Linked DNA regions of Homo sapiens: region 1 is linked to region 2. The links are chromatin contacts, found by Hi-C or POLR2A ChIA-PET in ENCODE. All regions are on one chromosome and are shown on one strand. Each heading gives the region's core, a stretch centred on a gene start or an enhancer-like site at or near the end of the contact. The rest is flanking DNA. Distances are from core to core; before and after follow the strand shown.

The links. A loop is a pair of places that touch in the nucleus more often than their neighbours do. ChIA-PET counts read pairs that join two places held with the same protein, here RNA polymerase II (POLR2A). Pooled maps may share reads with other maps.
Region 1: a pooled map shows a loop between it and region 2 (2.1-fold over the local background). The contact joins two enhancer-like sites. A Hi-C loop is called at or near these places in 1 of 50 pooled maps. POLR2A ChIA-PET finds 5 or more read pairs at or near these places in 2 of 52 experiments (T-cell and activated CD8-positive, alpha-beta T cell).

Annotation. Positions count from the first base shown.
Region 1 is chr10:110,384,202-110,390,477 of GRCh38, forward strand. No RefSeq gene overlaps it. Among named protein-coding and RNA genes, the nearest start is that of SMNDC1, 82 kb to the left of the region's middle. RefSeq lists enhancers at 4,092-4,371, 4,422-4,581, 4,592-4,661. Within about 2 kb of position 4,175, at least 3 of the 41 ENCODE cell types and tissues checked have a DNase peak (open chromatin) inside an H3K27ac peak, as active enhancers do.
Region 2 is chr10:110,133,283-110,139,238 of GRCh38, forward strand. ADD3 (adducin 3) reads left to right here. Exons shown (of 15, transcript NM_016824.5): 15 at 44-2,283. The coding sequence ends at 336. It also overlaps the pseudogene SNRPGP12. Among named protein-coding and RNA genes, the nearest start is that of MXI1, 71 kb to the right of the region's middle. Within about 2 kb of position 3,994, at least 3 of the 41 ENCODE cell types and tissues checked have a DNase peak (open chromatin) inside an H3K27ac peak, as active enhancers do.

The DNA.
Region 1 (6,276 bases), core at 2,925-5,424, 250 kb after region 2:
CGAGTGTCTGTCTTAGTCCATTCAGGCTGCTATAACAAAATACGTTAGATGGGGTAATTTTTTTTTTTTTTTTTTTTGAGATGGAGTCTGGCTGTGTCACCAGGCTGGAGTGCAGTGGCATGATCTTGGCTCACCGCAACCTCTGCCTCCCGGGTTCAAGCGATTCTCCTGCTTCAGCCACCCAAGTAGCTGGGACTACAGGCATGCACCACTGTGCCTAGGTAATTTTTGCATTCTTAGTAGAGACGGGGTTTCACCATGTTGGCCAGGATGGTCTTGATCTCTTGACTTTGTGATCTGCCTGCCTCGGCCTCCCAGAGTGCTGGGATTACGGGCGTGAGCCACCACGCCTGGCCAGGCTGGGTAATTTATAAACAACAGAACTGTATTGCTCACAGTTCTGGAGGTTGGGAAGTCCAAGATCAAGGTGCTCACAGACTTGGTGTCTGGCGAGAACTCACTATGCTTCATAAACGGCACATCGGGACACAAGGATGAACAAGCTCTTTTGAGTTGCTTTTATAAGGGAACTAATCCCATTCACAAGGGTGGATCCCTCATGACTTAATCACCTCTTAAAGGCCCCAACTGCTAATACTACCACACTGGGGACTAGGTTTCAACATGTGAATCTGGGGAGACACAAACATTCAGACAATAGCAGTGTCTGTCAGAAGGGGAATGCTTAGCTATGGTACGTTAGTACTATGAAATACTGTGTAGTAGCTTAAATGAATGTGGTAGCTTATATGTACTGACACGGAAAGATCTCTAAGAAATAGCATTGAGTATAAAGGGAAAGTTGCAAAATGGGTGCAGAATGGTTCCATTTCTGTAAACCTACAGAAGATATCTAGATGGATTCACACAAAAGTGATGTAACCTTCGGTTACCCACTGGGGAGGGGCGGGAATTAATGAGGGAGGGTATTTCATCTGTTCAGATGCTGCTCAACTTGTGTCAGGGCTCACATCCCAATAAACCCATCATTAGTTTAAAACACTGTAAGTCAGACCATCATAAGTTGGCGACTGTGTGTACTGTTTAAAGTTTAGAATACCTGTTATATCTGAGGTATCAAAAATGAAGTTAAGGGACTGGGTGCAGTGGCTCATGCCTGTAGTCCTAGCAGTTTGGGAGGCCGAGGTTGGTGGATCATCTGAGGTCAGGAGTTCGAGACCAGCCTGGCCAATATGGTGAAACCTTGTCTCTACTAAAAATGCAAAAATTAGCCAGGCATGGTGGCTTGTGCCTGTAATCCCAGCTACTCAGGAGGCTGCAGCAGAAGAATCGCTTGAACCCGGGAGATGGAGGTTGCAGTGTGCAAAGATCGCGCCACTGCACTCCAGCCTGGGTGACAGAGTGAGACTTCATCTCAAAAAACCAAAAAAAAAAAAAAAAAAAAAAAACACAAAAAAACAAAAAACAAAAAAGATGACTTTAAGAAATGACTTTTTTTCTACCTCTCTAAGACTGTTTCTTTCTTTGCAGAACGAGGGGTTTTCATTAAAAGATATTTAATAGTCTTTCCATTCTTTTTTATTGTAGTAAAATATATATGATATTTATCATTTTAACCTTTTTTTTTTTGGGACGGAGTCTCACTCTGTCACCAGACTGGAGTGCAGTGGCACAATCTAGGCTCACTGCAACATCTACCTCCCGGGTTCAAGCGATTCTCCTGCCTCAGCCTCCCAAGTAGCTGGGACTACAGGCACATGCCACCACGCCCGGCTAATTTTTATATTTTTAGTAGAGATGAGGTTTCACCATGCTGGTCAGGATGGTGTTGAACTCCTGACCTCAGGTGATCCACCCACCTCTGCCTCGCAAAGTGCTGGGATTACAGGCGTGAGCCACCGCGCAGCCCATTTTAACCATTTTTAAATGTACACTTCAGTGACATTAAGAACATTCACATTGTTGTACAATCATCACCACCACTATCCAGCTCCAGAATGTTTTCATCATCCCAAATTGAAACTCCATACTCATTAAACAATAACTCCCTATTCCCTCCTCCCCACAGCCCCTGGTTACCACTATTCTTTCTATCTCTATGAATTTTACTATTCTAGATACATAATGTAAGTGGAATCACACAATATTTGTCCCTTTGTGTCTGGCTTATTTCACTTAGCATGTTTTCAAGGTCCGTCCATGTTGCAGCATGTATCAGAATTCTTTTGAAAGACAATAACAACCCAGTTTATTGTATCACATTTTGTTTATTTATTCATTTGTCAGTGAACATTTAGGTTGTTTCCACCTTTACTATTGTGAATAATACTGTTATGAACATGAGTATACAAATATCTGTTCGAGGCTGGGTGCGGTGGCTCACACCTGTAACCCCAGCACTTTGGGAGGCCGAGGTGGGCTGGGCAGATCACTTGAGGCCAAGAGTTCAAGACCAGCCTGGCCAACATGGTGAAACCCTGTCTCTATCAAAAATACAAAAATTAGCCAGGTATGGTGGTAGTGTGCCTGTAGTCCCAGCTATCCCAGAGGCTGAGGCAGGAGAATCGCTTGAACCTGGTAGGTGGAGGTTGTAGTGAGCCAAGATCGCACCACTGCACTCTAGCCTGTGCAACAGAGTGAGACTCTGTCTCCAAAAAAAAAAAAAAAAAAAAGAAAGAAAGAAAGAAAAGCAAGAAAAGGAAAAAAAAATCTGTTTGAGTCCCTGTTCTAATTCTTTTGTGTTTATACTTGGAAGTGGAATTGCTGGACCCTATGGTTATTCTGTTTAATTTTTTGAGAAACTGCCTACCGTTTTCCACTGAGGTTGCCTCATTTTACATTCCCACCGGCAATGCACAAGGGCACCAATTTCTCCACATCCGTACCAATACTTGTTACTTGTTTTTTGATAATAGCTACCCTAATGAGTACGAAGTGGTATCTCATTGTGGTTTTGATTTGTATTTCTCTAGTGATCAGTGATGTGAACATATTTTAATGTGTATATCTTTTTGTATATCATTTGTATATCATTTTGTATATCATGTGTATATCATTTGTATATCTTTTTTGGAAAAATGTCTATTCAAGTCCTTTTCTCATTTCTTGAATTGGGTTGTTTGGGTTTTTGTTGTTACTGAGTTTTAGAGTTCTTTAGATATCCTGGATTAATCCCCAATCGGATATATGATTTGCAAATACTGTATCTCATTCTTGGATGGTCTTTTCACTCTGTTGATAGTGTCTTTTAATGTGCAAAGTTCTAACTTTTTATGAAGTTCAATTTATGTAAAGGAATTACTCTAAAAGTATTTAAAATAAAAAAGGAGAAAAGTGCCGGGTGCATTTGCTCACACCTGTAGTCCCAGCAACTCAGGAGGTTGAGGCAGGAGGATTGCTTGAGCCCAGGAGTTCAAGGTTACAGTGAGCCATGGTTGTGCTACTTCACTGCAGCCTGGGCAACAGAGGGACATCCTTTCTCTAAGAAAAAGAAAGAAAGAGAGAAAGAGAGAAAGAAAGAGAGAAAGAGAGAAAGAAAGAAAGAAAGAGAGGAAGGAAGGGAGGAAGGAAGGAAGGGAGGGAGAGAGAGGGAAAGAAAGAAAGAGAAAGAAAGAAAGAAAAAGAAAGAAAGAGAAAAAGAAAGGAAGGAAGGAAGAAAGAAAAGGAAGGGAAGGGGAATGGGGGAGGCAAGGGAAAGGAAAGGAAGGGAGAGAGAAAGAAAAGAGAAAAAAAAAGAAACGAGGTGGAAAAAGAAAAAGGAAGATGGGGCAGAGACATGTGGAACCAAAAGCAGGTTCTGTGGTCCTTGGCTCTTGTTCCTGGCTCGACATCACCTAGCTCAGGCTGCCCCAGCCCAGGGGCACAGCATTGAGAACAGAAGGTAGAAGGTGGGAGAGAGGCTGGCTGGGTTCCGGTTAGCCCCAACCCAGGCTCACAGGCCGCCTGACTGGGAGTGGGTGTGTGTGTGGAGGGGGTGGGAGCCCTGGGGTTTCCCTGAGATCTGTAACCTGGGGACTAGTAGGTGGGCTCAAAGGCAGGAAGTTCTCAGTTAGGAGACCTGTGGGTGCACCCACCTGCCTCTCTCAGCCTCCTTAACTGCAGATTAAATTCCGGGGCCCAGAGCCACGGTTTCTAAAGAGCATCTGTCTCTCTCTCTCTCTTTCTGTCTCTCTCTCTCTGCCCTTTGCTCCCTGTAAATCACTCATCACATTTCTTTTGTTTCATGAGTTTTTTTTTCTGATTCTAAAAATAATATGCTTATAGAAAAGTGACCAAAGAATAGAGGGAAAAAACAAACCACAAGCCTACCATCCTGTGTAATAACAGTGACCATTCATTGGGTGTGAACCTTGTGGCAGGAACTGGGCTTCATACTTCCCTGACACCCGCCTCCAGACTTCCCCCAGCCCCTCACAATCATACAGGCCCCACCAAGGAAACTGAACCACTTGGTGAAGGGCTAGTTCGAACACAGCTGGGCTAGAAGAAATGATCCTGGCATGTCTTGGGGAAAGTAATCTGGTGTTAGGGTGACATGCATGACAAAACCATGTGCACAGCGGCCAGCAAGGAGGAGTGTGTGAGTGACTTTCCCTGTATCCAGCTGCTCTGGAAAGTGGGGTAGAAGGGAAAGTCGGGGACTCATGGCTCCCAAGACCTCTTTTATCTCCCTTCCAACAACAACGTGAAGCACAGAGCTCAATCCTATCACCCGTGATAAACCTCACAGTTAATGATCCAGCTGCCGCCAGGGGGACAGACTCACTGTCGCGCTGTCCAGAGAGATGTCTAGAGGGATAAGGGAGGGGATTTAGGAGGTCTATACATTATGCCTCTGGGTGACCTGTAGCAGGGAAAGGGGGTGTTGGGGGAGGTCTTCCCTTTCTTGTCTCCAGGCCAGAAAGTGAATGATCCCTTGGGATTGGTCACCAAAAGACACATTTTCAAAAAACCGCTGCCTTTGCTGTTAGTTGTCATGAGGTTGTCATGGTTGTCATGAGGAGTGTGAGGGGGCTCTTCAGGTCCCAGAGGCTTGACTGGCCGGGGTAGAGAAGCCCCCAAATGCCAGGTTTCGGGGGTCATTCCACTGAATCTTTCCCCAGGTCTGGCTGCTCCCTGTGTCCCTCCTGAAGAACCACAGCCTCACATGCCTGCATTTCCATGGCACACGGGGGTGGCTGACTCCTCGGCGTGAGGAGCCTGCAGCCTCGGAACCTCCCTTGTGCTTTGCTTCAGCCTTGTCTGCACCAGGCACTGAGACGAAATGATGAGCAACACCCATGAGGCTCTGCCTTCACAGGGGAAGACAGACCAGAAACATAGCAGCAAATCAGGAAGCAGATGATTCCAGCTGGTGACAGTGGTGACGAACCTCAACTGGGATGAACCGGGTGAGGCTGACTTTAGCCAGAGCTCCAGGTGACTGCTCTGAGGAGACAACATTCAGGCTGCAACCAGAATGATGAGAAGGGGTCTGCGTGTGAAGATCTAGAGGAAAAGACATCTGGGCAGAGGGAAGAGCAAATGCAAAGGGCCTGAGTGGGGAAGGAGCATGCCTGATTTGAGGGAAAGAAAGGCACATTTTAAAGCAGCAAGGCTCAGTGACCTTGCCCAATGCTGCCATATTGTGGATGAAGAGGCAAAGGCCCGGGAGAGAACCTGATTGGTCCATTGTCAATAGCCAGACCTTCCCTCTCGTCCTGGACAGTACTGTTTTCACTCTGCAAGTCTGCAGATGCCCCTCCGGCTTCAACTCATCCACCTGGTAAGGGCAGCATTGCAGCATAGGGCACAGTCACAAGAGCAACCCCACCCTCCTCTCCCTCATGATGGAAAGTTGTGGTGGCTGGGCATGGTGGCTCATGCCTGTAATCCCAGCTCTTAGGGAGGCAGAGGCGGGAGGATAGCTTGAGCCCAGGAGTTCGAGACCTGCTTGGGCAATATAGTGAGACCTTGTTCTCCACAAAAAGGAAAAAAAAAAAGAAAGAAAGAGTGTGATGTGAATGGGTGAGGGCAGCCCTCCTGCTGCTGGGGGACCTGGAAGCCAGCCTCCTTATCCATCAATATGGCACCTTGACAATCAGCAGCGGAAAGAGTAATGTGGCTTAAAACTCACCTCATGGTGGGTCACTCACACATGAGCGCTGAGACCTGCTGAGTGGTGCAGGCCTGACTCCGAAGGTCTCGCTAGTCCAGCCTTCTCCTCCTAAGATGGGGAAACCCAAGGATGAGCTGGAAGAACAGGTGAGAGGACCTCGGTTCTAATTGTCCAGTTCGTGTCTCAGTTTCTTCATTAAGAAACAGGCTAACTTGGCC
Region 2 (5,956 bases), core at 2,744-5,243:
TAAGTATGTAAAATAACCCCCAAAAAACCCTCCCCTTTCGTAGAAAACCATGAGCTGTTTTCCAAGAGCTTCATCTCCATGGAAGTGCCTGTCATGGTAGTAAATGGCAAGGATGATATGCATGATGTTGAAGATGAGCTTGCTAAGCGAGTGAGTAGGTTAAGCACAAGTACAACCATAGAAAACATCGAGATTACTATTAAGTCTCCAGAGAAAATCGAAGAAGTCCTGTCACCTGAAGGCTCCCCTTCAAAATCGCCATCCAAGAAAAAGAAGAAATTCCGCACTCCTTCTTTTCTGAAAAAGAACAAAAAAAAGGAGAAAGTTGAGGCCTAAATAAAGTCTTTTTATAATTATTATTATAACAATGTGACATTGCACATCTAAATACCACATTTAAGTTGATCATTAATATGCAATGGTAGATCAGATTGGGGGATGTAGCAAACTGGACTTTAAGAACTGGAAAGAGGTTTTACAAAAGAAAAACTTTCAGATTCATCTCTCATTTTATATGTCCAGAAATGGCTTTGAATTTTAAGCAATTACTAGTTTTAATTAGCTCTGCCCTCATGAAGTATTATTATAATTCACCATAAACAGCTATCTGTCTGAATTACTTCAGGCCTTCTCCATAATATCTGTTAGAAAGAAATTGCCAGTGAGCAAGTGAGAATTTTTATTTCTCAATACCTGCTTCACTTGATAATCATATTATAATTTTTTATCATGATTATTGACTATATTTTTGGAGTCCCATTGTTTCAGTGGGCATTAACAGAATGCTTTAAAAACTTCTAAGACAAGAATCTATAGCATTAGTATACACTGGCACATAATTTTTTAAAAAGTTTTAAGAAAAGATTCATTTGGAATTTTATTCACAGTATAAAATTTCCTCACCTGAAGTAACTTTGTTTGCCAAAAAAGTTGTTTTAATAAACTATAATTTTTGAAAACTTCCTTTTTTATTAGTTTAGAAAGCCCCTTATTTTTCAACAAAGGGGATTTTGTACACATAACATGGGTTATTTAGTTTAACTCTGGCAAAAAAAAAAAAAAAAATTTTGTATGTTGATGTTTGTATACCGTTCAGTATAAAAGTGTCCTAAGCATATTAGCCAATCTTTTCACAGTAGAGCATACTTAAGGCTGCTTGGTACTGAGTATACTTAAATATAACTCCAGAATCCAGGGACTTGGTGTTAAAACAGGATTAGAGCATGTAAAGGTACATCTAGATTCATATTTGAATCTTAAACTGTATTTTTCTCTTAGTATTGCTAATGAGTAAAGAAAAGTCTCATAAGGTAGCCAAATGAAAAAGAATGAAAGGGAAAGTGAAAAATTAAGGGGACAAAAGATGGGATGTGAAAAGAAGAATTCTAGTTTGATGGTGACTCATATTCACGATAGGATACAAAGTGTGATTTGTTGGAAACATGTCCCAAATTTCTAAAATTCTGCTTCTCTGCCAAAAGCAATGTCTTTCTTGGTTGATATTTGAGTTTTAAAAGGGTCAAATCTTTCTAATTTTTTGTATCTTTAGAGGGCAGCACTAGAAGAAATCAGCAGGTCTAATCCCACCAGTAAGAAAACTACCACTTCTTGATTTTTACAGATTTAAAAAAATCTTTTCAGTGACCTTTCTTTTTAATGTAAATACAAATTTAAACCTAGGCTTAATATAGGCGTTTCCCCTTTCACCCAAGTGATGTCACAGTTCGATGCAAAATCAATGATCCAGAATGATCGTGGGTAAAAATAACTCAAAGTGTTTCTTAAGGGTGAGTTGGCATGCAAAAAATTACATTGATTACAGTGTGTTTTGGAGCTGGCTCTGTTTGTGTGCATATGATAATGCAGAGTTGAGCCAGAGCCTGGAAATGTCATTCTAGATCTCACTAACTACTGGAATCAGTGTTTTAATCTCTTGGTGGAAACTTTCAGTTGCTTAACTCTCTATTGGAAGATTTTTTTAATGTTCTACATCATTTATGTTGTATTACAATGTATGTAGAAATAGTAACCTGTGAACTATGCTTTTCCATAACTTTTTAAAAATATATATATCTAAATGAATGCAATGTGCATAAATATTTTTTAAACATAACAGTGAACTATTGCACCTTTTGCTAATGCCTCTATTTACTTGCTTTGGCATAAAGAATGAGCCAATGAACCTCTGTGTCCTGTGGAAAAATGTATAAATGTTATCTGATATTGCTCTTAGATGTAATGCTAATTAATGTTAAATCACAAATAAACAGTATTTTAAATATACGGACTTGTATCATGAGGTTTCCATTCACAGGTGGTTACTTAGCCTATTCATGGTCTGTTGAGTTTTATACTTCAGTGAAACTTGGTAAGTTATTGATGCTTCTGAATAAAGAATGTCCTGATAAATATATTTTCAAATTAGTTGAAAATTATATATATATACAAAACCTGTCTTTTTTCAGCTTATGTTAGAGGAGATATTCCCTGAGAGACCTGTTTTGTCTCTTGATAATGGGTATGGCAGCCTCTATCAATGTAGAATAGATGTTGCAGGATATGTACCTCTCTGATTTTTAATGTATTTGTTGTACAAATAACAATGTAATAGAAAAACAGCAGAAAGAGTAGAAAGTAGTTCACAATTTTATCACATTCACTTTTTTTTTTTTTTTTTTGAAACGGAGTCTCACTCTTGCCCAGTCTGGAGTGCAGTGGCACAAACTTGGTTCACTGCAACCTCCGCCTCCCACGTTCAAGTGATTCTCATGCGTCAGCCTGTTGAGTAACTGGGATTACAGGCATGCGGCACCATGCCCAACTAATTTTTGTATTTTTAGTAGAGACAGAGTTTTGCCATGTTGGTCAGGCTGGTCCTGAACTCCTGACTTCAAACAGTCCACCCACCTCGGCCTCCCAAAGTGCTGGGATTACAGGTGTAAGCCACTGTGCCCAGCCTTTTTTCCTTTTTGACATGGTCGCCCAGGCTGGAGTGCAGTGGTGTGATCATAGCTCAATGCAGCCTCAAACTCCTGGGCTCAAGTGATCTTCCTTCCTTAGCCTCCCAAGTAGCTTGGACTACAGGCATGCACCACCACACCCAGCTATTTTGTTTCTTTGTTTTTTGTTGAGACAGGATCTCACCGTGTTATCCTGGATTCAAGTGATGCTCTTGCCTCAGCCTTTCAAATCATAAGGATTATAGACGTGAGCCACCATGTCTGGTCCATATTCACATTTAAAAAAATTATATTCCCTTCCAGCTATTATCTAGTTATATATATTTATATATATATCATTTATATGTAGGTGTTTTTTATATATTATGGTGTGAATGTAATTTTTCAGGGTTTTTTTTCCTACTTAGATAACACATCTAGATTTTCAAACTAAATCTGTCATATGAATAACTTCTTGTGATTATTTTTCTACTTTGCCCTAAAAATACAGTACAAGAGGAGGATAACATGTTAATTGAGGGCTCTGGTTAATTGAAGTTTTTACTATAATTACCCATTATAAAAATGAAGGGTTTGGTCAGAGAAAAATAGTCATAGTCTTGGGCATATTTAATTATTACCTTGGCTTGTAAATCACCCTGTGGTAAAAAATTGCTATTTTAGAAAGATGCTCATTTCAAAATTCCCTTTCATAAAGCAACAAAGGCGATTATCTTCAGTTCTCACTTGAGAGTCAATATAGTAGAAAAGTTCGCATGTGCCTTTTCTTCATTGATTAGTATTTTCATTCAGGGAATAAAAACCAAACTGATAAAATTTGTGACAGCACTGGCTTCTCTTAACATCAGGCCCCTTTTTCCCCCCCACATAGGCAGAAAATACAGACTGGTTATTTCTTTTCAAACTCAAGGTTGATACATACACATATCCAAGTTGCAATCTTGGCCAAACTGGGATTTTGATAAAAACAGTCTTGTTTGTGGCCACTAGAGGGAGTAATAGATCTAACAATCCAATGTTTCCATTCCTTGCACTGAACTTCCCTATTTAGTCTGTAGGCACCATGTTTGTTGTGAAATACCCAGAACTTGAAAGAGAAGGCATTTCCTTTGTTGTTTATTCTCCTCAGTAGATCGTTCTCGACTTTGTTTCCTTAGCAGGTCTCATTACAGATATCACCCACAGTGGAGAACACATAGAAAGTTGTGGTGTGCTCTCAGAGGCTGTGATAGGATATGACACCTCAGAGTTTTCATACCTGTGAGTGACAAGACAATGCCTTCTTCAATAATTGACTTTTTTTTTTCTTTTTTACTAAGGAGCTAACCGATAATATTTTTTGTTGATGCCTTCTGTGTACCAAACGTTAGGCTAAATGCTTTTCATATATGACTTCATTTGGCCTTCCCAGTATCCCAACAAAGTAGATGATATTATTCCCATTTTGTAGATAATGAAACTAAGGCTTGTAGAAGATGAAAAGTAGGTGGTAGGATTCCACCCATAGAGATTCAGACTTCTATAATTACTCATGCCATCTGTGTGCCAGACCCTGTGTGGCTGCAGTACATTTCCATGGTTTTTAGGAAGAGGCAGTTATCTTAGTTTGGACTGTAAGTCAAGCCACGGTGAACTTGTATTTTGATATAAGTAGATTTGGGATCAAACATTGACTTTTGATTTGGAAGACTTTTTTCCCTAACAAATCACCTCAAGAATGAAGAAATTGGTGGATACCTGAGAAGCAGGAATGACCTGTGGTGATAGCAACCTTTAGGATAAAGAACCAGCTCCTAAATCTTACACCATGACACCTGGAAGACAAGTTATCATACTTTTGCTTAAGATGCAGCAGAGACTTGAGAAGAAGCCCTTTTTCTTTTTCTTTTCTTCTTGATTTCCATTATTGGAAACAGAAGAAACATTCTAAGGAAAATGTTTTTAAAACCAGAAAAGGTAGCTTAATCTAGTTACAGAAGTCATTTTAAAGATCAGAAATACACTGTATCTACAATTTTATTTAAATGAGTGTAATTGAAGATGGTCTGTCTTGGAGAAAAACAATGTAGAAGCCTTTTGGGGAAACTTGATAGAAAAAAACCCTGAATTTGCATACTCTTACTTTCAAAGGGGTTTCATTTCTAAGAGCTGACCATTAGGGGGCAATAGTGGATCTAAATTTAGTTTTAGTTCATTGAGGGAACTCCTTCGAAGTATTTTTGGGCTTGATTTAGAACTCTATTTTGATTATGCATTGCTAGGTGCAGTCTAAGGTTGAGGAAAGTTTATAGATACCAGATTATTTTATTTGTTCCTTATAGCCTGGTTATCTTGTTCTGACTTTGTAAGAATTATCCTTCTGAGAGCTGGTGCTTACCTAATGTCATACACTTCATGGGGGCGCTAAGCCCGGATTCAAGAAAAGGTCTTCAAGTCTTCATTTCATGCTTGTCATACCACAGTTTTCCTTGGAAACCCATCAGGGCATAACCTACGAATGGATAAAATAGATAATAGATACATTTTCTAAAGTTTACTGCAAATTGTGATGTTTAGAACTTTATTACGGGAACAGTTTAGAGAAACACATTGCAAGACCAAGCCTAATTATTATTTATCCATAGTTGTTTCCTAAAGTTTCAAGTTTTTAGATGCTCCATGAGTCTTTACAGTATTGTCTCAAGTTGCTGATTTCTTTACTGTTGGAACCTCTAATATTTTAAATGCCATTTACACTTCAAGTGACAAACGGGCACATTTTGATATTCTGTACCAAAAAAAAAAAAAAAAAAAGCTTTTTTTATCTAGCAGAAAAATAGATGGATATATATCCAGTCCACAATTCCTTTTTATTTAACAAAAAGTTTAGTATGAAAATATACATGATCCAATTTTTACGTCATAGTAAAATAGGCCCTTCGGGGAGAGGTCATGGATTTCTCTGCAAAACAGCCTTGATTTATACTCATCCCAAGGCTTCTAACATGATACAATTT